Regions from separate parts of the Mus musculus genome. Here region 2 is linked to region 1. A link is a loop called in an ENCODE intact Hi-C map of the cell type or tissue named here. Cell type or tissue: gastrocnemius. All regions are shown on one strand.

Evidence for each region. Peaks named below come from ENCODE experiments on the same cell type or tissue, not always from the same donor. Only the 100,000 strongest peaks of a DNase experiment are listed, where the experiment ranks them.
Region 2: it touches region 1 in a loop (2.0-fold over the local background); 2 of 42 quality-filtered maps call a loop at or near these places.

Annotation. Positions count from the first base shown.
Region 1 is chr5:121,709,920-121,717,919 of GRCm38, forward strand. It overlaps Atxn2 (ataxin 2), which reads left to right and starts at 1,690. Exons shown (of 25, transcript NM_009125.2): 1 at 1,690-2,357. The coding sequence starts at 1,717. In gastrocnemius, CTCF peaks have their summits at 3,564 and 5,020 (motif pointing left); DNase peaks (open chromatin) are centred at 1,552, 1,894, 2,526, 2,914 and 2 more places; H3K4me3 peaks cover 4,286 bases; H3K27ac peaks cover 5,371 bases.
Region 2 is chr5:121,778,962-121,786,961 of GRCm38, forward strand. Atxn2 (ataxin 2) reads left to right here. Exons shown (of 25, transcript NM_009125.2): 9 at 457-635; 10 at 2,372-2,581; 11 at 4,896-5,078; 12 at 6,254-6,451; 13 at 6,798-6,905; 14 at 7,373-7,443. Among named protein-coding and RNA genes, the nearest start is that of Mir7031, 36 kb to the right of the region's middle. In gastrocnemius, CTCF peaks have their summits at 3,696 and 5,014; a DNase peak (open chromatin) is centred at 5,403; H3K27ac peaks cover 638 bases.

The DNA of each region.
Region 1 (8,000 bases):
TGTAGGTTAATTGAATTTCAACTGGACTACTAGTAACTCTTATATACGTTCTAAGTTTTTCTTTTTAATTATTCACAGGTGGACCAGGGGTGTGGAGCTGGAGAGGCAATGCTATACTCCCTATCTAAAACTGACACCCCAGATCCATTTTTCTCTCTTTTTTTTTTAAAGTCATATTTATGGCCAGTCATGGTGAAGCAGGTCTTTGATCTCAGCAGGCAGGTGGATCTATGTGAGTTCCAGAACAGCCAGGGCTGTTACACAGAGAAACCCTGTCTCGGAAAAAACCAAACAAGAACAAAAACCACCACCGACAAGGTCATACTTATATTGCTTATATATGTGTGGCACAATCCAAGGGTGGAGGGCTGGGGACAATTCCAAGCATTTAAGTTTTCTTCTTCCACATGCCAGCTCCAGGGTTGAGAGTTAGGTGGTGAGCTTAGGCAGCCTGGGCCTTTACCTTCTGAGCTATCTGCTAGCTACTTAAAAAAAAAAAAATCCATGTAGACCAACAAGTCTGGAACTCAAGAGATCCAGTTGCCTGTCCAGAGCTGGGATTAAAGGCATGTGCCATAACCAGGGGTAACTCTTCATTGAATTGCCCCTTCTTGAGACTGGGTCTCTTGTAGCTTAGCCTGGCCTAGAATTCCCTCATGAAGGTGAAGATGACCTTGACTGTCTAATCCTCCTTCCATTTCCCAAGTGCTCGTACTACAGGCAAGAACACCATGCCTGCCTTTAATTCACTGGAATGACTTTAATAGGTTGAGGGTTTTTTTTTTTCCCTCGGCCCATCACCTTCTTAAGCAATTTCACTTAGAAAAGAAAGAAAAAAAAAAAAACCAATTTAAACTCATTTGAAAAAAGTTAACCATTTGTTTCCAATTTAATTACAACACCTTAAAAAAAAAAACGGACCAGTGTTTGGTGGCCTTCCCGAGTTAAAGTAAAAGTTTTTAAAAGGGGTCAAGGTCTAAAGTTGACATTCTTGGGAAAGTCTGTTTAGTCTTCACCGAGGGAGACCCCATCACCCAGTTCTACTACCAATCAGGTCCATTTCCCTTCGGGTCCCCTGAAGGAGGAACTAAGAAGTCCGAGCGAGCTAGGGGGAAAAAAAAAAAGAGGGTTCAAATGAAGGTCAGAGACCCAACAGTTCGCCGGGGTGAATAAAGTGGGGCAAAGTGAAGCAGCTGGCGGTGGCTTCTGAGGCGGCAAGCTTCCCCACGCTGGCAGGGCAAGTCGGCACGCAGTGGCACCTGGGGGCCTACTGTGTGCCAGGCCCCGATTGCAGGTCCCCGCCCCGAAGGTGCCCGCAGGCCATCCTCTAAGTTGTGATTTGGTGGGGTGGGGGTGGGGTGAAATCAAGGTCCTCCAAGGGGGTCGAGGACACCCGAGCAGCTCACGGCGCCCGTCCCCGAAGCAGATCCCGAAGTTCAGACCCGCCTTGGCGAGGGCGGATCCCTCCTGGCCCCCTCCACGGCCCTAGTTCGACCCCGGGGAGAGCGAACGCGGCCCAGCGCTGCGCCCCGCTCCTCACGTGTCCCTGATCGGCCCCCCGGGCCGTCTCACGTTCGACTTCCGCCTGACCCTTCCGACTTCCGGTAAAGAGTCCCCCCCCCCACCCCCGACACCTCCCCCGCCCCGGGTCTGTTTCGCATCTCCGCGCCCTCCAGGCCCGCGTCAACCCCGTCCGCGTCCGCCAGCCCGGGTCCCATGCGTTCGTCCACCGCCGCCGCTCAGCGGCCCGCGGCGGGGGACCCCGAGCCGCGCCGCCCGGCGGGCTGGGCCGCGCGGCGCTCGCTCCCGCGGACGGCGCGGCGCGGCGGGCGGGGCGGCGCGGTGGCGTATCCCTCCGCCGGCCCTCCCCCGCGCGGCCCCGGCGCCCCTCCCCGCGGGCCGCGCTCGCCACCCTGCGCCTCAGACTGTTTTGGTAGCAACGGCCACGGCGCGTCCCGGCCCGGCTCCCGGCGGCTGCTCGGTGTCTGCGGGCCTCCCCGCCCCTTCGTCGTTGTCCTGCTGCCTCTGGCCCCCGCGGCCACGCCGGCCCGCGCCTGCCCGCCCGGCGTCCGCGCGTCCCCGCCGCGCTCCGGCGTCTCCTCCTCGGCGCGCCCGGCACCCGGCTGTCCCCGCCCGGCGTGCGAGCCGGTGTATGGGCCGCTCACCATGTCGCTGAAGCCGCAGCCGCAGCCGCCCGCGCCCGCCACTGGCCGCAAGCCCGGCGGCGGCCTGCTCTCGTCGCCCGGCGCCGCGCCGGCCTCGGCCGCGGTGACCTCGGCTTCCGTGGTGCCGGCCCCGGCCGCGCCGGTGGCGTCTTCCTCGGCGGCCGCGGGCGGCGGGCGTCCCGGCCTGGGCAGGTGGGTGTCAGCTCCCCCAGCCCCCTCCGCGCCGGGCCGATCCCGCGCCGCTCGTCCCCTCCCCCGCCTCGCGCCCCGTGACCGGCCGGCTTCGCGATGTGCCGGGGGGCCCGCGGAGGGGCGGGAGGCGCCGGCAGATTCCTTCGGGCTTCTCGGGCCGTGTCCAGCCTCCCGCACCATCGCGTCCCCTCCCCCCAGACGGCCAAGATGGACGGCCCTGGCGGCCCCCTGCCCCTCCCGGGTGTGCCAGGGGCGATTGGTATCCCGCCCCACCCCCTTGCTGCGCCCCCCCCCCCGATAGAAGGGCGGCTGAGCCTGGGTGCGGGTCGCAGGGGGTGGGGGGATCCTCTCCTGAAATGAGCCTCTTTGCCGGGTGGGGAGTCGGGAGGGAGGAGGGGAGATTGAGGCCCAGCCGCCCCAGGTAGGGTCAAGCCGGGTGTCCTGCATATCTATCCCCCGCCCCGCAGACCCTGGGAAGGTGGGCGACGGAGGCGAGGTGGGTGCCAGCGGCCTAACGCACCCATCCCCCTTTAGATCTGGGGCGGCGGGGTTCCCGCAGCGGGCCGTTCTTCCCCTCCCCCCCCCCAACTGGGGAAGGGGTGGGAGTGCCCGGCTCCCTCCAGGCCCGCCTCCCTCCTTCCCCGCAAGGTCCCCTGCGCGCGGGTGGTGGCCGATCCGCATTGCTGTTCCTCGTCCGCGGAGCAGAAGGCGCCTTTGAATAGAGGTGGGCGAGGGCCGGACTCTTGAGGTGGGTTGGCCGCGGGCTCTGGACACGCACCGCATTTTCCCTCCCAACCCCCCCCCCCCCCGGCCCAGTTCCTGCAATTTTTAGGGGTGAGGCGCCGCAACAGAGGAGTTGGTGCGGGTCCGAAGGCAACAACTCCCGAGTGTTGGCTTGCGCCCTGGTCCCCCTCTCCCCTTCCCTGGGCCCGATCTCGTTGGTAGGCTGGGGTGCTGTCCTGTGTGACTGGACTCTGGAGGGTGTGTGCGTGCGGGGGTGGGGAGTGGTGGGGGTGCTTGTCAGTTCGTATTTCACGAACTAAGAAAATGCTTAGTGTTAAAACGGAGAGGCAGATGCCAATAGACTCCATTCCATTGTGGCCGGTGTCCTTAACTTGGGAAACGCCGCCGCCAGAGCTTACCAAGGGCATGCAAGTCCTTTTCCCCTGTGCCCCTGTGTTACAGGCACTACTGTGCCTCCCTCTGGCCTAGGCCTGGCTGGCAGGGCCTGGAGCAGCCTCCTCCTTAAATAGACATCCAGGACTTAGGAGGTGGGCAAGGGGATTTTTCTTGTACGGAGTTTTCTTCTTAGCCGCATTGTCCTGCTGTCCGTTTCCAGAGAGTGTTCCTCTACAGCAGAAGTTAACCCCTAGGGTGAATCAGAGCCGAGGTTTTAGGGAATTCTTCTGGGAACAGTATGTTTTTTACTTTATTCCTCCACACTCCCAATTTTCCCTAACATGAGGCATTTCAAACCCTGCTTAGCTTGCCTCGTTCAAGTTAAACCATCATTTTATTTCCCCATCTCTGTGAAGTTAGGGTTTTGTAAGTTGTTTCTTTTCTGTCCTTGACTTTTAGTGAAAAACGAAAAGATACTTAAATGTAACTTTAAGGATGCATCCTGTTTTTCTTTGCTTTTTCATGTTTTCTCTTTAGTTATCAGAAAGTGACGTGTATGTCACTTTCACTCAAATACAAATTAAAGCTAAAGTTCCTAGGCTTCACCAGCTCTCTTTAGGCTTAAACATTAGATGGTAGCTGAGTTGACTCCACAGGGAGGTGAGCAGGGTGTGAGTGCCAGCAATCTTTTTCTGCAGTTGAGGTGCTGCAAAAGTGAAAGGCATTTCGAGTCTTCCTTGCTTCAAGTTCTTTCACTTGAAGCCTAGGTTTTTTTTTTTTTAAGAGTTTTCGTCCAATACTGGTACTCAGAATGTGTGAGTTTGTTCTGTACAGAGCCTTGGTTAATGTCATTCTCTCATTACTGTCTCTGTGGGTTCCTTGTAAATCCATTATAACTTGTAGAGTTTTGCTTTTGTGTGTGTGTGATTTAAAATAGGACTGGCTGCACTGAGGAAAGGAGGTGTAGCATTGGGGTTGGTGAGGTGCTTCAGGGGGTAAGGGCAATCAACTGGGATTCCCATACCACCAACCACCACCACCACCACCACCACCACCACCACCTCAGCAGGAAGCAACTGACTCCTGCTGCAAGCTGTCCTCTGACCTCTACACACCTGCCAGGGCATGTTCCCCTCCTCCACAGTAAATAAACTTAAAAAAGAAAAGGCGTCATGTTTGAGATAGCAAAATGTTCTTCCCAGCCTAGAAGCTCACTAAAGCAGTCTTTCACTTCTGGGCCTGCCCAGAGCCTGGAGCCTAACCCAGGGCCTTGCTTTTGCTACTCAGGCAGCCTGGGTCTGACTTGATTTTTGTGTGAATGGAATTTTGTGATTTTTGAGAAGAGTTTTTTCTTGTCAACACTCAAGAGGCCACTTTCTTAGAAAAGAACTGTGTGTGATCACTTTTTAAGAATCTTACGGGCTGGCGAGATGGCTCAGTGGTTAAGAGCGCCGACTGCTCTTTCGACAGTCCTGAGTTCAAATCCCAGCAACCACATGGTGGTTCACAACCATCTGTAACGAAATCTGATGCCCTCTTCTGGAGTATCTGAGGACAGCTACAGTGTACTTACATGTAATAAATAAATCTTAAAAAAAAAAAAAAGAATGTTACACAGTTGCACTGGAGATTCTACTTCTTACTCTTAACTTTGACCTTTTGTGAGGCTGTGCTCTTGTGGGATCGAGGCTTCCCCTTTAATCGGGAGGGTTTTTTTTTTTTTTTTTTTTTTTAAACAGTAGTGTACCTGCTAAACTAAGTTTCTCCCTGCCGGCTCGGACTTTGGTCTTGACGTTCCTGGTTTTGTGGAGGTGGTATGGTGAACTTTTTCATACTCGGAGCTTTTTGTTTCATCTTAATTTTTCCCTAGAGAAAGTGCCCAGGAGTGGTTTCACTAGGTCAAGGACTCTTAAGGTTTTATGGCTCTCACAAGCTGTGCCATGCTATTTCTCAGAAGACTCAGTGGGTTCTGGAGCCAAGAAGGCAGCTCTTTGGGGGATGGGCTCTGTGGACTTGTTGGATGCTCTTGGGGATGTTGCATTCAACAAGGCATGTGCTTTCATGGATACGTTTCCTGGTCGTTTCTACTTTTAAAGATTTATTTTTGTATGTATAAGTGCTTTGCCCGTTTGTATGGTATGTGTGCCCAGGGTCCACAGAGACCAGAAGAAGAGGGCCCTTTATTCCCTAGAACTGCAGTGACAGACTGCAGTGAACACCATGTGGTCCTCTGCAAGAGCAGCCAGCCTTTCTAACCCTGAGCCATTCATCCTGTCCCTCTTGATTATGTCTCTTTGAAGTTTTCCAGGATTGTTTTTTATGTGTATGGATGTTTTGTGTGCATGTTTGTAAGTGTCTTCATACTTTACTGATGCCCACAGAGACCAGGAGTGGGCTCTGGATCCCCTGGGATGGAGTTAGGGATAGTTGTGAGGCCACCATGTAGGTGCTAGGTTCCTCTGCAAGAGCAGCCATGCCGGGCTTGGTGCCACATGCCTTTCATCCCAGCCCAAGAGATGGGGCAAGTGAATCTTTGGAACTTGAGGCCAGCCTGGTCTATATAGGGAGTAGACTTACAACAAGTGCTCTTAACCTCTTCAGCCCTTGTATTTGAATTTTACATGAGCTTGCACTGAGACTGTGTATGAAGATGTTTGGGGGTCTGTAGTGTATAATGCCAGTGCAGATCCATGGTTTCTGAAGGAACTGTTCTAAAACTTTCTGGCTGTTAAAAAATTGTTAATCCTTTTTTATTTGTGTTATTAGCTGTTAGTTTATGATCACTTTTGAAAAAAAAAGTTAGCTTGTGGTGAAGCATGGTGGTAGGATTAACTGAAGGAGGTTGAGGCAGGAGGATCATGAGTTACAGGCCAGCCTGGGCTACACATGTACTGTTCAGAGGTGGTGTACACCTTTGATCCTAACACCGGGGAGGCAGACAGGCAGTCTGCTGCTGTACCGAGCAGCCAGGGCTACGCAGAGAAACCCTGTCTTGGAAAAACAAGTTTAATTTGTTTATGCATACCTCTTGTCTGTCTGGTGCCTGTGGAGGTCAGAAGAGGAGGCCAGATGCCCTAGAGCTGTAGTTATGGACGGTCATTGGGCCACTGTGTGGATGCTGGGAACTGAGCCCAGGTCCTCTGCAAGAGCGGCCAGTGCTCTTAACTGCTGAGCTACCTGTCCACAACCATGCCTTTATTTTTTGAGTTCAGATCTTTTGTATCCGATTGTTCTTGTCCTTGAAACTTTGGTGTGCCTGCCCAACCCCCTCCCAACTGTTGGGATTGTAAGTGTGCACCTGCCTACTTTATGCAGTGTTGGGGTGGTCATTCAGAGCTTGTCTGCATGCTAGGCACACGTTGTAGCTACATCCTCAGCTCCTAGTTAGTGACTGCACTGGGAGTCATCATGGGTTAATTCATATCCCTGCCTTCCTTTCCTCTTTATTGGGTTTAGTGGTTCGAGGGGCAGCATCTACTTTGTAGACCAGGCTGCTCAAAATTTTGTTTGCTTTCTTTGTTTTGAGACAAATTTGTAGCCTTGGGCTTAAAGGCTTGTATCTGTCACTCCTGGCTTATAGGCTTAGACATTTTTTTAAATTTACTTTTTAAAATTTATGTGTGTATATGTGAGCTTGTGTGGTTGTGTACCACATGTGTGCAGGAGCCCTGAGGAAAACCAGACCAGGGCACTGAGTTGGAGATGGAGGCAGTTGTGAGCTGCCATGTGGGTACTGTGGACTGAACCTGTGTCGTCTTCTGGGATAGGTAAGCATTTGTAAGGAAGGAGTCAGCTCTCAAGTGTGACTTGTAGCTTTTGTTTTTGTTTTTGTATTCTTTTTCAGACAGGGTCTCTTACACAATTGTGACAATCCTGAAAGTCACTGTGTAGTCCCGGCTGGTCTCCTAATTCAGAGAGATCTACCTGTCTCTGCCTTCTCAGGTGCACTCTCAAGCCTGGGTTAGTTTTGGATTTTTAGTTGTTGTTGTTGTTTTTGACAGGGTTTCTTTGTGTAATAGCCCTGCTGTCCTGGAACTTGCTTTGCAGTCTAGGCTGATCTCTAAGAGATAGACCTGAGTGCTGGGATTAGAGGCATGGGCCACCATTGCCTGGCTTGCCTGGAACTCCTTGAAGCATGCATCTTCTTGCCCCTGCCTCAGGCACCATGGCAGGCTCCCACACTTACTTTAAAAAAAAAAAATGTAGCCTAGGCTGGCTCACAAGCACATTTGGGATTTCAGGTGTGTACCACCATCCTCTACACTTCACACTTTAAACACCTTTTTTTTTTCTTTAAAATTACATTTGCAGGGCCTGGAGAAATGGTTTAGTGGTTAAGAGCACTGGCCACTCTTCCAGTGGACTGGGGTTAAGCTCCAAGCACCTACAAGACAGCTCGCAACTGTCTGTAACTCCTGTTCCAGGGATCTGACTCCCTTACACATGCAGGCAAGACACCAGCATACATAAAATACAAAATAAATTACATTTTGAGAGAGAGAGAGAGAATACATGAATGTGTGT
Region 2 (8,000 bases), 69 kb after region 1:
GACTCATGGCGCGAAAGCTGGAAAAACTAGAGAGAGGCGAACCTTACTTGAAAATTCAGCTGTTCATGATGCTTGCTCTGAGAACACATGAGCTAAAGGCAGTGTGGGGTGACTTAGAAAGGAGAAACGATGGCGCAGTGGTTGCTTGTATTTGCAGGGCTATGGGTCTGTCATTTACTCAAAAAAGTAGAATGCCTGCTGCATTGTGGGTAAAGCTGATTCTACCGGCAAGGTTCCATAGCTGAGTCTTCCGATTTCCCTAATCATCACTGTGTCAGGATGAAAGTGAGCACACCTTTTTAAAGTGCTGGTGGCCGAGACCTGCAGGGCTGTGTGGCCGTGTGGTGAGACTGAGGCTTGTGTGAGAGACAGTCTTCTATTTAGTGTACCTTTCAGTGTGTTTTGTTAGCCCAGTACTTTTTAGGATAAATGATTTAGAGGATCTCTCATTTCCAGGGACAATAAATATATTCCTCCTGGACAAAGAAACAGAGAAGTCCTATCCTGGGGAAGTGGGAGACAGAGCTCACCACGGATGGGCCAGCCTGGGCCAGGCTCCATGCCGTCAAGAGCTGCTTCTCACACTTCAGATTTCAACCCGAACGCTGGCTCAGACCAAAGAGTAGTTAATGGAGGCAAGTATTTTGACCTTATTTGTTAATGTTTTGATGAAATACAGAACTATCTAAACATTTAAGAGTTGGCATACCTGATAGGAATGTGCATGCCATTTGTGGATTTTTTGGAGTAGTTTTTATTATCTATAATGTAGTTTGTTTTGTGGCTACTAGACAGTATAACACTGTATCTGTCATTGGCGCGTATAGGGTGACAGCATGTCCTGAGCTGTTTCATCCTCTCATACTCATTTGGCCTAAGACACTCCACAGACAGACAGAATGGAAACTTGAAAGACACTGGGTGATGAGGCAGTGGGCATAGTTCATGAGAAAGACCCTGAGTTAGTGCAGATTCCTTCATTAACTGTGATGATTCCATTCTGCGTACTTCAGGGAAGAACTTAGGGTGATTTGTAATGTCAGAAATGAGCAAGAGTCAGGTGACGAAAGTCATCAGAGAACTGCTTACAAACACAGCACAGACAACCTTTGATTTCTGAGAGTAGGTATTAGAGTGTAGCAGCTTGGAGCTTTAAGTAGGAAGGAAGGCATTTTGTGTAGTGTCCCCAGTCAGTTGAATACAGATTATAGGTGAGTATAGAAATCTGGAAGATGGGACAGCAGAAGCGAATCATTTAGAAATATGGTAGCTGACAGGGAAAAAGAGTGGACAGCAGATTCAGGGTTGAAGTTTAGAGCACCGCAAGCTGGGTGAGGCAAGTGCCTCATGCTGAGCAGTCAGGCTCCATAGGCAGTCTGAGCCAGCCTGGGTTGTGTGAGACCTCGTGTAAAGAAAGGGAGTGAAGTATGTCAGCCATGTAAGAGCAGAATTCCTCTCCAAGGAAACACTCTTGAGTAGTTCTCCTGCTTAGTAACGATGGTGACATTTCTTTGCTCACTGAGTGAAGATTTTCAGTTGTTTATGAATAGAATTTTCAAGTTAAAAACGTGAAGGGGGCTGAGAAATGTATGATACTCCAGTGAGTGGAGCCCCCTAGACTACTGGAGAGGAACCCTGGACTGTTGACTAATTACCAGGGACATTGCTGACCGGGGCGGGGGGGGGGGGGGGGGTTGTCCGTGCCCTGATGTCAGGTTTGGGCCCCGAGGCTTACAGGCCCCTGTGGTGTACAGGCAGTAGATAGACGGGGCCATTCATTCCTGTGCATCAGGATGAGATTCTTTTAAGCATTCGAGAAAGCAATAGAAGTAAGCTCTCATTTCTACCTGAACAGGATGTGGCTAGTGACCTTTGAAACTGATATTTCAGTTCAGATATAGGCCTGAGGAAGCTCAGGTGAGAGTAGGAGAAGAGCCTGGACAGTGGCGTTAGAGGCTGCTGTTTGTGTTTATTGTTTGGGCCTGCCTTCCCGAGCAGGAGTCAGTGTGTTTATTGAGGGGGTTATCTGTGTGTGGGACATTTTCTTCACAAGTGATGGCTGACAACAGCTGAAGAAGTAGGCATACTAGGCAGAGTCTTAACTGTCTTCTTCAGTAGTATGTGTAGATCCTAATTAACCCTTTGGGAACGTGGATTCATTTCAACAGACTTAATTTTAAGGAGGTTAAAGTAAAATGTGAATTTGTGTCAGTTAAGTTGTACTAAAACTTATCACAAATCAAATGACTGTCCTCAAAGGGTTAAATGTACAAGAAATCATTTTTGTCATTTTACTTTTTTTTCTGTTTACTTTTTCCCTCATTTTTTTCTTTAGTTTTTATACTTTCCTTCATATCATTTGTTCTGTCAGGTGTTCCCTGGCCATCGCCTTGCCCATCTCCTTCCTCTCGCCCACCTTCTCGCTACCAGTCAGGTCCCAACTCTCTTCCACCTCGGGCAGCCACCCCTACACGGCCGCCCTCCAGGCCCCCCTCGAGGCCCTCCAGACCCCCGTCTCACCCCTCTGCTCATGGTTCTCCAGCTCCTGTCTCTACTATGCCTAAACGCATGTCTTCAGAAGGTACAATACCACGATTTGTTCATGTTTTTGTTTGTCTTTGTTTAGCTCCTTTGTGAGGTTATGATTACAAAATAGTTTCCTCTTCATTATTTAATAACCTATAATTTTTGTGTTTTAACTTTAGTTTATTAAAGCTATTTCTAATAACCTTTTGTTCACTAGATTAAAATTTGATAAGTGCTATGTATAAAGCCCTGCACTGCCCTGCATATAGAGATGGGCTCCGACCTGTCTGGTAATAGTACTCCTGTGCAGCCCAGGAAGGTCTCGGCCTGGACAGTAACAGTGATGAACTGGGCATTTCTGCTCCTGGAGGTGGGTGGGGTTATGGAGGCTGCCACATTCAGCTCCTTGGTAATGGTGCCAGCGAACCTTCCTGTTGGCCAAAGGCAGGAGTACTATTTTGGGGTTCTTAGTGATCCATGACATCCCTTGTAGTGGCCTTGTACGTCTGCCCTCAGGTAACAGTAGTATTTAGAGTGCCTGAGGAATTACTAATTTAATTGAATAATTATTTTAAATTAGTTTTATAATATCACTGTAGTGGAAGGCTGCTTTAATCTGTGGGGAGACCTTTATTTAAAGTTTATCAATTACAAAACAGGTATAGATTTGAGCCTTTTCTGTCTTTTTGGCTCATGCCAAATTGTGTGTATTTGTTGCTGAATTCACCATTGTTGCATGTCATATACTTTGATTAGTGGCACATGCCTATAATCCCAGTGCCCAGGCCACAGGCAAGAGGATTGCTGAAAGTTGAGGTCAGTTTGTCTCATATATAATGAGTTCTAAGGCTGCCAGGACTATATGGTGAGACCCTATCCCAGCCACCCTGACACCCTGCCCGAAAAAGGTAGCATTCTGATTTAATGCAGGTTGTAAGTTCTAAGTAACAATGTCCTTTGTTCAGAGCATTTGTGTTTATATTCTAATCACCTTGTCTTGGTAAAATCATAGTGAATATAACTGATCAAGACCATTAAAGTTTTCTAAAGAAGGTGTTTGGGAATAAACTATATTGGCTACTGTTAAATTTTTGCCCACACAGAAGGGAATTCAAGGCAGAAGAATACAATGTTGCAAAGGCAGATGTCACAGACTTTCAATGCGTGCCTCTCTGGTGACTCCTAGCAGCAACAGGGAGCTGTTGCAGACGTTTGGGTGGAGGTGCTTATTCCTCGAATGTGTCAGAAAGCATTGCATTGTAGTCAGATGAAAGGGCTGCTTTTGGACTGCCCAGAAAGCGTGCCATGGGAAAAGTGCAAAAAGAGAAGTGACTCCACAAAGATGACTTCACACACACACACACCAGCACATACAAACCCAGTCCATACCACACATATCCTATAGTAATGAATACATTTTAAACATTAAATAAGGGGAAATTCTAACATGAGTTAGCATTTCCTCAGAGCACATGTCTGACTGTGTTCCCACTGAGGACACAGCAGAGAGCATGTGCTAGGGTCCTCATCATGGCCTCTGAGAGGAGGGGTAGTTCTGGACTTGTGTGCTACAGGCTGTATTCCCAGAAGTCCCCATGGGTGGCAGAGACAGTGATGGTGACTGTCGTCAGCTCTCACAGTGCAGCTTTCTGCAGACTTTCCTTGTTCTGCTCTTACAAGCCAACCACGCACATGTGAGGACGGCTTGGGCAAAAGATGGAGAGGAGATCTGAGGTTGCTGCTTAAATTCCTTTTTCCCCTGGGGCCCTGAAGGATGTAGCTCAGAGATAGAACACTAGCCTAACAAGTATGGGCTCCCAAGTTTGGTTCCTATCAAAAAAAAAAAAAGGTTTTTGTCTCATTTTGGAAATAGTAAAATCTGTTAGAAAGATAAACTGATAATATCCCATCATGCATCTGTGCTTCCTACGAAAACGTTATTATAACTTATTTTTAAATGCATGTAGTTAAACACTGTTGGGCCATGTTGTTATATTTCTCACCATCAAGTTTATTTCCTCCTTGCTTTAAAAGTAAAAGGAAATAAGGCTGGAAAGATGGGTCAGCTGTCAGACAGCTTTCTGCTTTCCAGAGGAACTCAGGTGCACACCCTCACACAGACACATACACACAATATAATTAAAAGTAAAACAAATTGTAAAAGGGGAAAATAAAACATACTGACATAATTGACATACCACAAAAGAATTCTTAGTGTGGCCAGAAATCAATAACAGTGTGATTCATATTCTAACCAATGAAAACCTGCTAAGGAAATAAGAGTTATATCTGTATCTAGTAGGAAAAGCAGTAAGGTGGGCACCGCAGGACTGATGTGATATCCTGTGGCATCCTTCTGTCTTCCTCAGGACCCCCAAGGATGTCTCCAAAGGCACAGCGCCACCCTCGGAATCACAGAGTCTCTGCTGGGAGAGGCTCCATGTCTAGTGGCCTAGAATTTGTATCCCACAATCCCCCAAGTGAAGCAGCTGCTCCTCCAGTGGCAAGGACCAGTCCTGCAGGGGGAACGTGGTCCTCAGTGGTCAGTGGGGGTAGGTATGACACTGCAGAGCTGAAGATCTGAGATTAAATACAGATTAAATGTGGTGGCATAAGCAGCTGTTGCCAGTTACCATGGTTATCAAGACACGAGTTGAAGGAACTGTCCCATCCCTCTGGAACTCTGACCCTGTATACATTTTGTAAACCTGCTTAGGTTTCTTACTGCTGCGGGTTTCCATGGCATCCGTGTGTGGAGTAAACAGATAGTCGCTTGGTGCTCCTCAAGGAGTAGTCTGCGCCAGGAGAGGCTCAGCTTTTGTTATGAGTCTCTGACCGTCAGCAGCTGCAGCCAAGGTCCTGCTTGGAGCAGATTTGGAATTAGGCCAGACTGCTTGGGCTGCTGAGTTGGTCTTGTTGGTCTGTAGTGCTTCCTCCCGGGAGTCCAGAGCTAGAGCTTGTGCCTGTTCTTTTGGCCTTACCAGGAAAAGGTCTTTAAGCTTAAAAAACTAGACAGACAGTGCGCTCACCCCTGTAAGGTGTGCAGTTGTAGTGATTGTCCTGTAAATTTCTTTGTGCTATTCTTCTTAGCCTTTTAAACTGAAGATTAACAAGAAAAGAAGCTTGAGGCGTTTTAACCCTATTATAAATAAGCAACCTTTTATAAATACAAGAATAGAGACAGTTGAGGGATATAGTGAGAATCGTGTTACGGGGTTGGTCTTTCCATGGAAAGTTAGAGTTGTGAACAGTTTCCTTCTATAATGTTTGATTGAACCATTTTCATTGACCCCTTTAGTCTGAAGCCTGCAAATAGGTTTTTATTGGATTAGGAAGCATTAAGCAGTTGTGTGGAAGGCGTTCATTCTGTGTTACGTACCCCTTGAGGCTAGGTGCGTCCTAATTTCCTTCAGCACTGGCGGTGGATCTTTATATTGCAAGTAAAAGCACATAGGCTTGGCAGCAAGCTACCATCAATTTTATTTCGTGTATTGATGGAAGGAGAGGAGAGAGGCATGGTAGAGATCTCTCACCTTGAATAAATGTTACACTTTGAATGTCGTCTTTTTTTTTAACTTAAGTATGCTTTGGCTTGCCATTGAACTTGACTCAAATACTTAAAAGTTCACTCATTTAATTAGGAGGGAAACCACGGTGGTACTTAGAGATTGTTGACTTCTGCCATAAGATACTTCTGAGAATTTAATGAGTATCTTTTTGCTTCTAGTTCCAAGGTTATCTCCCAAAACTCACAGACCCAGGTCTCCCAGGCAGAGCAGCATTGGAAACTCTCCCAGCGGGCCTGTGCTTGCTTCTCCCCAAGCTGGCATCATCCCTGCAGAAGCCGTTTCCATGCCTGTTCCCGCCGCATCTCCGACTCCTGCCAGCCCTGCATCCAACAGAGCACTGACCCCATCTATTGAGGGTATGCAACCAACACCTTTCCTGTTGTAATCCATGCATGGCCAAGAGTTGTGTTCTCAATACACAGTGATGCTTTTGTGGATGCAAGATTCTGTCTCTGGTAGAACTATTCCATGTATATTAACTAATGTCTGGCATCAGAGGCTCTGGCCTGTCCTAGTATGACGTGCCTGTTGTATGAGCATGGTTATTGAATTTTGATGTGATGACTAACAGGGAATAAACTCAGTTTAATGAAACCCATTTTCCCCTAAGCCAGAAGGTTAGAAGTGTTTGGTATTTACTCACACTATTGTCCTAATTTCTGTCTAATACTAGTTTTTTGCTTTTTTAAACTTGTTTTCTAGCAAAAGATTCCAGGCTTCAAGATCAGAGGCAGAACTCTCCTGCAGGGAGTAAAGAAAATGTTAAAGCAAGTGAAACATCACCTAGCTTTTCAAAAGCTGACAACAAAGGTTAGAGTTTGTTAAAGTTTTTTTTTTTTTAAAAGATTTATTTGTTTATTATATGTAAGTACACTGTAGCTGTCTTCAGACACTCCAGAAGAGGGAGTCAGATCTCGTTACAGATGGTTGTGAGCCACCATGTGGTTGCTGGGATTTGGACTCTGGACCTTCGGATGAGCAGTCGGTGCTCTTACCCACTGAGCCATCTCTCCAGCCCTTGTTAAAGTTTTTAGACACAATTATAGAAATAGCAAAGTGTTTAGCCAGACAGATACTTGCATTGCTAGTCTTTACGTGATAGATCTGTCTTCATTTCTTATTTATCTCTTCCCCTCAGCCCCAGTGCTGAGATTAAAGATGTTATAGAGGTGCACCAACACTCCTGGCCTCTGTTCTCATTTCTAACATTCCATATTTAACAATTTTAAGTTTAAAGGTAAAAGTAAATTGGAATCTAACAGGTTTTGGTTTTACAGGTATGTCACCAGTTGTTTCTGAACACAGAAAACAGATTGATGACTTAAAGAAGTTTAAGAATGATTTTAGGGTAAGTTCTTTATCGACTGGTTAGAATTAAAAAAGAAATAGCAAACATAATGATTTTTATGGCCAGTTCACAAAAGTACACTATTAAAACACACGCACACACATACGCTCTTGTCTTAAGTCATTTGTACAGCAAGCTAAACTTCTTTTCAGTTGTTTTTCATGCATATGAGTGTTTGCATTATGTATTTGGGCTATGGGTCTGCCTGGTGTCCTTTGAAACCAGCAGAGGGCATAGGATTTCCTGGATCTGAAGTTGCAGATCGTCATGAGCTACCATGTAGGTTCTGGGAACTGAGCTCAGGTCCTCTGGAAAAGCAGCCAGTGCTCTTAACCACTAATGTCTTTCTCCAGCCCACAGGGTTTGAGAGAGTGTGTGTGTATGTGTGTGTGTGTGTCTCTAGTCTTGTTTGTCTGTGAGTAGGTATGTACATAGTACTTCAAGTGCCCTCTGAGGGCAGAAGAAATTGTTATCATTTGGAAATGGGGTTAAGGCAATGGTGAACCGCCTGATGTGGGTGTTAGAAATTGAATTTAGATTCTCTGGAAGAGCAATAA